Linked DNA regions of Homo sapiens: region 2 is linked to region 1. Evidence: chromatin contacts called from ENCODE Hi-C or POLR2A ChIA-PET data. All regions are on one chromosome and are shown on one strand. Each heading gives the region's core, a stretch centred on a gene start or an enhancer-like site at or near the end of the contact. The rest is flanking DNA. Distances are from core to core; before and after follow the strand shown. Region 1 overlaps STYXL1 (serine/threonine/tyrosine interacting like 1). Region 2 overlaps FPASL (fibroblast proliferation associated lncRNA).

Region 1 (5,441 bases), core at 448-2,947:
TGTCTCAAATAAATAAAGTATACGAGACGATACGCTTAGGTTAGACGCAAATACTACACCATCTTGTATCAGGGAGTTGAAGATCCAAGGATTTGGTATCTATTGGGGGCCCTGGAACCAACCTCCATGGATACTGGACAACTGTACAAACGGACAGCTGTATCTATGATTCCTCTCTCGGAAACAACACGTACATTAGCAATCAAAGGTTCAAAGAAGTTGGGCACAGTGGCTGCTCATGCCTGTGATATCAGCACTTTGGGAGGCCAAGGTGGGAGGATCGCTTGAACCCAGGAGTTCAAGACCAGCCTGGGTAACACAGCAAGACCCTTGTCTCTACAAAAAATAAAAAATTCGCCAGGCATGGTGGCACATGGCTGTACTCCCGGCTACTCAGGAGGCTGAAGTGGGAGGATCCCACAGGAGTTTGAGGTTACAGAGAGTTATGACCGCATCACTGCACTCCAGCCTGTCTCTCAAAAAAAAAAAAAAAAAAATAGCCGGGCACAGTGCCTCATGCTTATAATCCCAGCACTTTGGGAGGCTGAGGTGGGTGGATCACTTGAGGTCAGGAGTTTGAGACCAGCCTGACCAACATGGTGAAACCCTGTCTCTACTAAAAATACAAAAATTAGCCAGGTGTGACAGTGCACGCCTGTAATCCCAGCTACTCGGGAGGCTGGGGCAGGAGAATCACTTGAACCCAGGAGGTGGAGCCTGCAGTGAGCCAAGATTGTGCCATTGCACTCCAGCCCGGGCAACAAGAGCAAAACTCCATCTCAAAAAAAAAAAAAAAAAAAAAAAAAAAAAAATCTCAAAGAAGCTCTGCAGTAGAGAAATCCACTCCAACTGGATAACTTGATGTTTCCATGAGGCTCTGATTAGAGACCACTTTCTCCATTATTACACCACAGAAAATGCTGACCTTTGCCAAAGATCAAAATCAGTTCCAAAAGTCCCCTGGCTCTAAGTCTGACTCAGAAATAACATTTTAAGGACCTCAGGCGTGTGGGTCCTTCAGAGCCACCTGAACTCAGCACATCTCACTCCCTTCCCCACGGCAGTGAACCCTCTGCAAGCCCACATCCTTCCCAAGCTACCAGCTTCGAAAGCCATTAGTAAAGAACAGACACCAAGCTGAGCCAGTTCTCCAGCCTGTGACACGGAGATGCATGACCCCCCACTGCCTGCGGGCAGGCCCAATTTACTCCAGCATGTGGGCTGCCCCTAACCCGGATGGACGCTCAGCTTGCTGGTGCCAAATGAAATCCCCCTTTCAATTTCCACTTAAAAATCTCGCTAAAAGGCCAGGCATGGTGGCTGATGCTTGTAATCCCAGCACTTTGGGAAGCTGAGGCAGGTGGATCACCTGAGGTCAGGAGTTCAAGACCAGCCTGGCCAACATAGTGAAACCCCATCTCTACTAAAAATATAAAAATTAGGCGTGGTGGCACACGCCTGTAATCTCAGCTACTCTGGAGGCTGAGGCAGGAGAATCACTTGAACCCAGGAGGTGGAGGTTGCAGTAAGCCCAGATTGTACCACTGTACTCCAGCCTGGGCAACAGAGATGCTATCTCAAAAAAAAACCAAAACAAAACAAAACAAAAAAAACCCCACAAAAATCCCATAGCAAATCTATCAACCCCTCTTCCTGCTGTTTTTAAACCAGCTTCCTTTTCTGCGGTTGTGTGGGTTTGGCTGGGAAGAGGGTGTGATGTGGATAAAAACACACTGTACTGTAGAATGTGTGTAAATGCTCAGTGACACAATGCAAACGAAACCAGTATCTCAAATGAATATGCCCGAACTGGGCACACTGCCTTCCCCCAAAACCACCTCCTTCTTCCCCCACCCCGCCCCCTCCCGAGTGTTCCCCAGAATGAACCACATCACAGCCCCCGTCACCCACGCCTAAAACCAGGGCATCATCCCAGCCCCCTCTCTCTCCTATGCCCTCATGTCTGATCGGTGCTACCTCCTAAATCTTTCTTTCTTCTTTTTTCTTTTTTGAGATGGAGTCTCACTCTGTCACCCAGGCTGGAGTGCAGTGGTGTGACTCAGCTCACTGCAACCTCCGCCTCCCGGGTTCAATTGATTTTCCTGCCTCAGCCTCCTGAGTAACTGGGATTACAGGCATGTGCCACCACACCCAGCTAATTTTTGTATTTTTAGTAGAGATGGGGTTTCACCATGTTGGCCAGAATGGTCTTGATCTCTTGACCTCGTGATCCGCCCGCCTTGGCCTCCCAAAATGCTGGGATTACAGGCGTGAGCCTCCAAGCCCAGCCTTTTAAAAAAATTTTTGTGTAAACAAGGTCTTACTATGTTGCCCAGGCTAGTCTCAAACTCCTGGACTCAAGTGATCCTTCCACCTCCTCTTTGACCTCCCAAAGTGCTAGGATTCCAAGCTTAAGCCACCACAGCTGGCCAGTCACCTACATTCTAAAGACAGCTGCAAACAAGTAACCCAATCCAACCCTCACAGCTACCCTAGCCACAACCCTGCGCCTTCTTCCCAATGTGACTAGACTAGGAGCAAAGGCAAGTTTCAGGAATATGCAACTGTCAAAACGGACCATACCGGGCCTTTTAAATATGTGCAGTTCATCATGTCAATTACACCTTACTAAAGCTTCAGAAATGAGGAGGTGGCAGTGATGAGTTATCAGCAGCGTAGGGTTTGCAGAGAAGAAATTAATCTCTCTGCACCCTGCAAAGCCAGGGTGCTCCTCCAAGAGCAAGGAGGAGCAAGGAGGAGTTCCAATCAAGATAAGACTTGATTCAGATTTGAGGCTGGAACATTAAACTGCCCTGGCTTATACTAGACTGATTGTCTTTACTTCCTTTATTTAACTGACTGTACACCTGTTGAGCTGAAATTCACAGTGCTGTTATCTCAGTGGAAGAAAGGGATGTCTTTGGGAGCCAGGCATGCATACCCTGGATCTGGGAACATGTCTGACCTCAGGCATGAGTCCCTGCCTTCTACGATTCCGGTGAAGGAATGTGGGCATGCGGGGCAGGGGACGGGTCATGGGCTTCCAAGTTAAGGGGAGGAAGTTGGAGGAGATGCCTGGCAGGGGTTGAAGGGAGTCACCACTGGCTGCGTTCTCTGGGAGATCCTCAGCCCCAGAAGGAGCCAGGGTGAGGCTGAGCTGGGTCCCGAGAAACCCAGCAGCAGAGGCTACCAGCAGCTCACACAGCCAGACGGGGCCAGAGAGCAGGCACTTTCCCACCACTAACACGCAGCCAGGCACACAGACAGGTCCACTCTGGGCCCTACTGCCAAAGGTACTCTGCCCAGAAGAGGGGAAGAGAGCAGCTGTCCTTAAAGCTAACCCCCATCCCTCCCTACTTTGAGTGCCCCCAGCAAACCCTAGGCTGCCCAGCTCTAGGGCATGGGAAGAGATGAGACTTGATTCAGATTTGAGGTTGGAACATTAAACCGCCCTAGCTTCTACTAGACTGTCTTTTTACTTCCTTTAACATTATTTCAAAACTATACACTAGTTGGCCAGGTGTGGTGGTTCATGCCTATAATTCCAGTACTTTGAGAGGCCAAGGCAGGAGGATTGCTTAAGGTCAGGAGTTTTGGACCAGCCTGGGGAACATAGCAAGACCCTGTATCTGCAAAAAATTTTAAAACTTAGCTGACTGTGGTGGCATGCATCTGTAGTCCCACCTACTCAAGAGGCTGAGGCTGGAGGATACCAAGCCCAGGAGGTGGAGGCTGCAGTGAGCTATGATTGCACCACTGCACTCCAGCCTGGGCAACAGAGTGAGACCCTGTCTCTAAAACGTATATATCGCCCAACTTCAAACATTAACAACTCATTGGCCAATTTTGTTTCCTCTATACCCTCACTGCCTTCTCACCTCACCCCAGATTATTTGAAAGGAAATTCCAGACATCACGTCATTTCACCCGTAAATATTTTGTTCTGTATTTCTAAAAGATAAGGACTTGTACTTTATAATAACCATAACAATGTCACTACAACCTTCGAAAAGCAACAATTCCTAAACACAGTCAAACATCCTGTGAATAGTCACATTTGCCCAGTCATTCTATACTATGATTTCGATTGAAGTTTTTTGTAACCAAAAGTGGCCAGAAAGTATGGAATCTGCTCACGATGTTGCTAAGGGCAGGAAGGGGAACACAGCTGAAGGCAACTGTTAGAAAAAGTTAAAACCACTTTCTGTTTACATTCCATTGTGTTCAGACGCTTCAATAAGCCAGACATCTGTACACGGCACTCTCCAGGGACCAGGCCCTGCCTGCAAATCTCTGCATAGTCTGGTGCTAGCCTTAGACAACTCCACCCAGTTCTCTTCCTCGAAATCTCCTCCTCCGTCAGATTTGGCTCTGGGAAGCTCAAGTGCCCCTTCTCTGGGCTCCAGATACCCGGGGCGTCCCTTGACACAGTCCAGCTTCCAGCCACTGCCTCCCCTACAGACAGGACCAGTCATCAGCAGAAACTGGAATCTCAAAATTGTTTTGTTTTGACAAAACTGACCATGAGTTGACAATGTTTGGAGCTAGGTGATGGACAAAGGGGTTTAATATCTGATTCTCTTTTTGTATTAAAAAATAGGCTGAGTGCAGTGGCTCACGCCTCTAATCCCAGCACTTTGGGAGGCTGAGGCAGGTGGATCACTTGAGGTCAGGAGCTGGAGACCAGCCTGACCAACATGGTGAAACCCTGTCTCTACTAAAAAAGAATTATAATAGAGATGGGGGTCTCACTATACTGCCCAGGCTGGTCTTGAACTCCTGAGATCAAGCAATCCTCCTGCCTTGGCCTCCCAGAGTGCTAAAACTACAGGTGTGAGTCGCCACACCTGGCTGATTTTCTTTTTGTTTTTTTTGGAGACAGGGTCTTGCTTCGTCAACCAGGCTGGAGTACAGTGGCATGGCAACGGCTCACTGCAGCCTCGACCTCCTGGGCTCAAGCAATCCACCCATCTCTTTTCTAAATTATTTTTTTGAGCCAGGGTCTCACTCTGTCACACAGGCTGGAGTGCAGTGGTGTGATCTCGGCTCCCTGCAACCTCCTCCTCCTGGGTTCAAGTAATTCTCCTGCCTCACCCTCCTGAGTAACTGGGACTACAAGACAGGTGGGCCACTATGCCCGGTGAATTTCTGTATTTTTGGTAGTCAGGGTTTTGCCATGTTGCTTAGGCTGGGCTCAAACTCCTGAGCTCAAGTGATCCATCCAGCTTGGCCTCCAAAAGTGCTGGGATTATAGGCGTGAGCCACCACAGCCAGCTCCATTTATTGATTTTTTTGTAGAGACAAGGTCTCACTATATTGCTCAGGCCGGTCTCAAAGTACTGAGCTAAAGCAATCCTCCTGCCTTGGCCTCCCCAAGTGCTAGGCTTATAGGCGTGAGCCACCGTGCCTGACCAATCCTTCCCACTTTTGTGTATTTTTGT
Region 2 (5,400 bases), core at 843-3,342, 310 kb after region 1:
CCAGGCGTGGTGGCTCATGCCCATTAATTCTAACACTTTGGGAGGCCAAGGTGAGAGGATCACTTGAGGCCAGAAATTCAGGAACAGCCTAGACAACATACCCATCTTTACAAAAAATAAAAATAGATTTATTGGAAGGCCATGTTGAAAAAAAAAAAAGAAAAAAATTAGCCGGAAGTGGTAGTGCAGCCCTGTGGTCCCAGCTACTCGGGAGACTGAGTTGGGAGGACTGTTTGAGTCCATGAGTTGGAGGCTGCAGTGAGCTCTGATTGTCCAAAGCACTCCAACCAGGGCAACTGAGACCCTGTCTCTTAAAAAAAAAAAAAAATAGGCAAAGAAATCTAATATTGAAATGCAATTAATGAATTTTAATTGGAGTCTAGGTGGTGCGGGAGGGGGATTGGAAAAAGCTATCAAATGCATTCTGAGGACAATTTGGAGAAATTTGCATATGGGCTGATATTAGGGAATTATTAATTGGGTGATAACAGTATGGCGGTTATATTAGAGAATGTCCTTTTTTTTTTTTTTTTTTGAGACAGGGTCTCACGGTTGCCCAGGTTGGAGTGCAGTGGCGTGATGTCAGCTCACTGCAACCTCTGCCTCCTGGGTTTAAGCAATTCTTGTGTCTCAGCTTCCCAAGTAGCTGGGACTACAGGCACGAGCCACCACACCCAGTTAATTTTTTTGTATTTTTAGCAGAGACAGGGTTTCGCCATGTTGGCCAGGCTGGTCTCGAACTGCTGACCTCAGGTGATCCGCCCGCCTCGGCCTCCCAAAGTGGTGGGATTACAGGCGTGAGCCACTGCGCCTGGCCGAGAATGTCCTTTTTGTAAGGAGAAATATGAACATTGGGAGTAAAATGCCAACAGTGACTTTCAAGGTTCCACAACCCATAGAGGAATTTATCTGCCATATCAAGGAGTGGGTCTGTAGCCAATCACTGTAACGTTCTTTTCAATTTTTGTGTTTGGGATTCAAGTGCCCCAATACCACCTAACTACCCTTTAAATGGAATTAAATATTCTAATTCAAGATATCTGTTTTGGGACCACCAAATTTCAACTATCTATATTTAAAATCACAAGGCCAGAGTCACATCAGTGCTCAAAGGCAGCAAAAATCCTATTTCAAGCTCAACCAAATTAGAAGAATGGATGGCAGTAGTTACCTCTAAGAATGGCAATTAATGGGTGATCAGGTAATGGGCATGCTGGGAAGAGTTTCTGATAAACCAGGGGTCTGCAAACTACTGGCCAGAGGGTAAATATGTCAAGCATTGTGGGCTGTATACGGCCGCCTCACACTTTTGTAACGTGTGTGCACTGCCAATTCAAAAAATAAAAACCAGCTGGGCACAGTGGCTCATGTCTGTAATCCCAGCACTTTGGGAGGCTGAGATGGGAGGATTGCCTGAGGCCAGGAGTTCAAGACCAGCCTGGGCAGTATAGCAAGACCTCAATTCTACAAACAATCCAAAAATTAGCCAGGTGTGTGTGGTGGTGGTACGCACCTATGGTCCCGGCGACTCAGAAGGCTGAGATAGGAGGATCATTTGAGCCCAGGAGGTAGAAGCTGCAGTGAGTTGTGATCATGCCACTGCATTCCAGCCTGTGCAAGAGTGAGATTCTGTCTTTCCAAAAAAAAAAAAAAAAGGCCCCAAGTCATAGTGTTCCTCAAATTCCTACGGCCTTTCCTCTCCAATACTCTGGATAACAGGATAACAGAGTGCCACGTGAGTCCCTTACATAACCTGAGATGTCTTGACTCATTGTCTTGCCAGTGTGATCCAGCTACTCTCACCCTAACTCCTCACTGACCACAGCGCTGTGTGGTTAATGAGAGGTACAGCTTGTGGCCATTCAGATTCAACCACGTTTATCCACATCAGAGTTGGAAAATTCAAACCAGTGGGCTAATTAGCAAGCTGGTATGCCACATGTTAATGTTCTGATTAGGCTGGTGACCACTGATTGTCAACTCCTAGAACAGGGTTACCCAGCTAGTGCTCAGAAGGTTGTTTCTCTGAGTAGGCTTTGGGAACTGTGCACCCAGGAGGGAGGTGCCATTCTTAGCCACTCAAATCACCCAGTGAATCAACATGCAGTTTCAGCTGACCAGAGCAGAGGCCAACGCATGTGGTCATCACACATAAATAGAGTGGAGGAAAACTGCTTTCATGCTTTGCTGTACTAGAAGGTCCCACTGAATTACATTTATGGCCTCTCCACTCTACCCCTGACCTGAAGTTCTTGGAATGGAGACCTCTGATGTTTCACACTGTTATTTTTAATCACCTTTCGGACAAAGTATCAGTTTTTGTTTGTTTTTGAGATGGAGTCTTGCTCTGTTGCCCAGGCTGGAGTGCAGTGGCAGGATCTTGGTTCACTACAATCTATCTTCTGGTTCAAGCGATTCTCCTGCCTCAGCCTCCCAAGTAGCTGGGATAAAAGGCGCGTGCTATCATGCCCGGCTAATTTTTGCATTTTTAGTAGAGACAGGGTTTCACCATGTTAGCCAGGCTGATCTTGAACTACTGGCCTCAGGTGATCCGCCTGCCTCGGTGTCCCAAAATGCTGGGATTACAGGTATGAACCACCACACCTGGCCTAGTATCGGTTATTTTTAAAATTCTAGAATGCACTAAAAAAGAGGCAAAAAAGACCTTTACCACTGGTGCCTGATCTACAGACTGATTTAATTCATGTAGTATGAGGTCTTTTTTGTTTATTGTATTTGAGACAAGGTCTTGCTCTGTCTCCCAGGCTGGAATTCAGTGGCGTGATCATAGCTCACTACAGCCTCAACCTCTTGGGCTCAAGCAATCCTTCCACCTCAGCCTCCTGAGTAGCTGAAACTACAGGTGCACACCACCATGCCCACTTAATTTTTGTAGAGACAGAGGTCTCACTATGTACTATGTTGCCTAGGCTGGTCTTGAACTCCTGGGCTCAAGCAATCCACCCAGCTCAGCCTCCCAAAGTTGACAGGCGTGAGCCACCGCACCCACCTAATGAGAACTTTCTTAACCTTATTCTGCTTCTGCCATTCAACTTCAATTCTTTAGGTTCACCCCTTTCCAACTACTTATTTGTGTGATACTGTATTTTTTTCAAATACTTCAAGTGAAACAACATATCACAATAGGCCAGGTGCAGTGGCTCATATCTGTACTCCTAGTGCTCTGGGAGGCTGAGGCAGATCACTTGAGGCCAGGAGTTTGAGATCAGCCTGGACAACATAGTAAGACCCTGTCTCTAAAAAATAAAATGGCCCAGCTGGACGCAGTGGCTCACGCCTGTAATCCCAGCACTTTGGGAGGCCGAGGCAGGTGGATTGCCTGAGTTCTGGAGTTCAAGACCAGCCTGGGCAACACGGAGAAACCCCGTCTCTACTAAAATACAAAAAAATTAGCCAGGCATGGTGGCATGCACCTGTAATCCCAGCTATTCAGGAGGCTGAGACAGGAGAATCACTTGCACCTGGGAGGTGGAGGTTGCAGTGAGCCGAGATCAAGCCACTGCACTCCAGCCTGGGCAACAGAGCGAGACTCCATCTCAAAAATAATTAAGTAAAATGGCCCGGTATGGTAGCACTCCCAGCTACCTGGGAGGCTGAGGCGGGAACACGTGAGCCCAGGAGTTTGAGGCTGCAGTGAGCTATGATCGCACTGCTGCACTCTAGCCTGTGAGACAGAGCGAGACCCTGTCTTAAGAAAACACATATCACAACAGACTGGACGCCTAAGCAGAGAGTACGTGTGACTTAGCTCCCAAGAGATCTGCAAAACAGTAAAACAAAGCTACTCTTGCACCTGTAACGGGACATTACGCCAAAGGAACAAGGGTGAAATAGCGGCAACTTTCAGGGGATCTACCTTCCTTCTTCAGTGACCCTGTTAGAGCAAGCTTGACTGTTCTGATCTTGTTCATATCTGTGCCAAAAGTGTTTTTTTTTTTTTTTTGCCCTCAGTAACTGCAATACTAAAAGTGCTTGGTCAGTTAAGTGCGGTGGCTTGGCCTGTAATCCCGGCACTTTGGGAGGCCAAGGTGGGCGGATCACCTGAGGTCAGGAGTTCGAGACCAACCTGGCCAACATGGAGAAACCCCGTCTCTACTAAAAATACAAAATTAGCTGGGAGTGATGGCGCGTGCCTGTAATCCCAGCTACTCGGGTGGCTAAGGCAGGAAATCGCTTGAACCCGGGAGGCGGAGGTTGGGGTGAGCCAAGATGGCGCCACCGCACTCCACCCTGGGCAACAAGAGCAAAACTCCGTCTCAAAATAAATAAAATAAAAGTGCTTGGTCAATGTGTGCTGAAGAGTTGGTTGCTGCCGCTCGGCCTAGTTTCTTATGGTCTCCTAGCAGTGCAAAAGCAGCCTGGTGTGGGCAGACCAAACTCAGGCAGGCAGATGCGGGTTATCAGTGAGTTACAGCACCTTAGGTATAGCAGTCACTCCTAATTCTACAGCCATACACTTGCAGTGGCACCCAGGGTAGTTCTGGGTGACAAATGAGTCAACGTAAGTGAATTCACTGAGTATATGCCAAAAGCCTATTCACAGTGTGTTATCATTCCTGAAATGTGAATTAATGTTTCTCAGAAAATTAAGAAGCTTGGCCGGGCGCGGTGGCTCACACCTGTAATCCCAGCACTTTGGGAGGCCGAGGCAGGCGGATCACTTGAGGTCAGGAGTTTGAGACCAGCCTGGCCAACACGGCGAAACCCGGTCTCTATTAAAAATATAAAAATTAGCTGGGCATGGTGGTGGGATCCTGTAATCCCAGCTACTCAGAAGACTGAGACATGAGAATAGCTTGGAACCTGGGAGGTGGAGGTTACAGTGAGCTGAGATCGTGCCACTGCACTCCAGCCTGTCACAAAAAAATAATTAAAAGCTATGATCCAGTTATCATTTAAACCTACAACCACACCCACACCCACCCAGGCTAAGAAGTTTGAATAATTTGCCCAGGAATCAAAAGGGGCCATAATTCTGGGAGGATCACTTGAGCCCAGGAGTTCGAGCCCAGCCTAGGCAACATGGCCAGACCCCATCTGTTTTTTGTTTTGTTTTGTTGTTTAAAACGGGCAGGATGGGGCGTGCCATCACTCAAACTCAGGTCTGTGTTTCTCCCCAGTGGTACCCCGGAAAGGCCCTCAGAGATCCAGTTGAACAGGCTCGTTTAATATGAGAAAAATGGAGGCCCAAAAGGTGCAATGGTTTGGTTTTGTTTTTTCAACAGAGATAGGGTCTCAATATGTTGCCCAGGCTGGTCTCAAACTCCTGGCCTCAAGTGATCTTCCGGCCTCAGCCTCCCAAAGTGCTGGGATTACAGGTGTGAGCCACTGCGCCCACCCTAAAAGGTGCAATTTTTTTTTTTTTTTGGAGACGGAGTC

Evidence for each region. A loop is a pair of places that touch in the nucleus more often than their neighbours do. ChIA-PET counts read pairs that join two places held with the same protein, here RNA polymerase II (POLR2A). Pooled maps may share reads with other maps.
Region 2: POLR2A ChIA-PET joins it to region 1 with 13 read pairs in activated naive CD4-positive, alpha-beta T cell. The contact joins two enhancer-like sites. A Hi-C loop is called at or near these places in 1 of 168 maps with a recorded cell type or tissue (ascending aorta), 2 of 37 single-sample maps with no recorded cell type and 9 of 50 pooled maps. POLR2A ChIA-PET finds 5 or more read pairs at or near these places in 4 of 52 experiments (H1, WTC11, activated CD4-positive, alpha-beta T cell and 1 more).

What each region holds. Positions count from the first base shown.
Region 1 is chr7:76,007,419-76,012,859 of GRCh38, forward strand. The region is part of intron 5 of STYXL1 (serine/threonine/tyrosine interacting like 1); the gene reads right to left. Among named protein-coding and RNA genes, the nearest start is that of TMEM120A, 16 kb to the left of the region's middle. RefSeq lists an enhancer at 1,068-1,247. Within about 2 kb of position 1,698, at least 4 of the 41 ENCODE cell types and tissues checked have a DNase peak (open chromatin) inside an H3K27ac peak, as active enhancers do.
Region 2 is chr7:76,320,924-76,326,323 of GRCh38, forward strand. FPASL (fibroblast proliferation associated lncRNA) reads left to right here. Exons shown (of 2, transcript NR_186616.1): 2 at 796-1,363. Among named protein-coding and RNA genes, the nearest start is that of FPASL, 5.4 kb to the left of the region's middle. Within about 2 kb of position 2,093, at least 10 of the 41 ENCODE cell types and tissues checked have a DNase peak (open chromatin) inside an H3K27ac peak, as active enhancers do.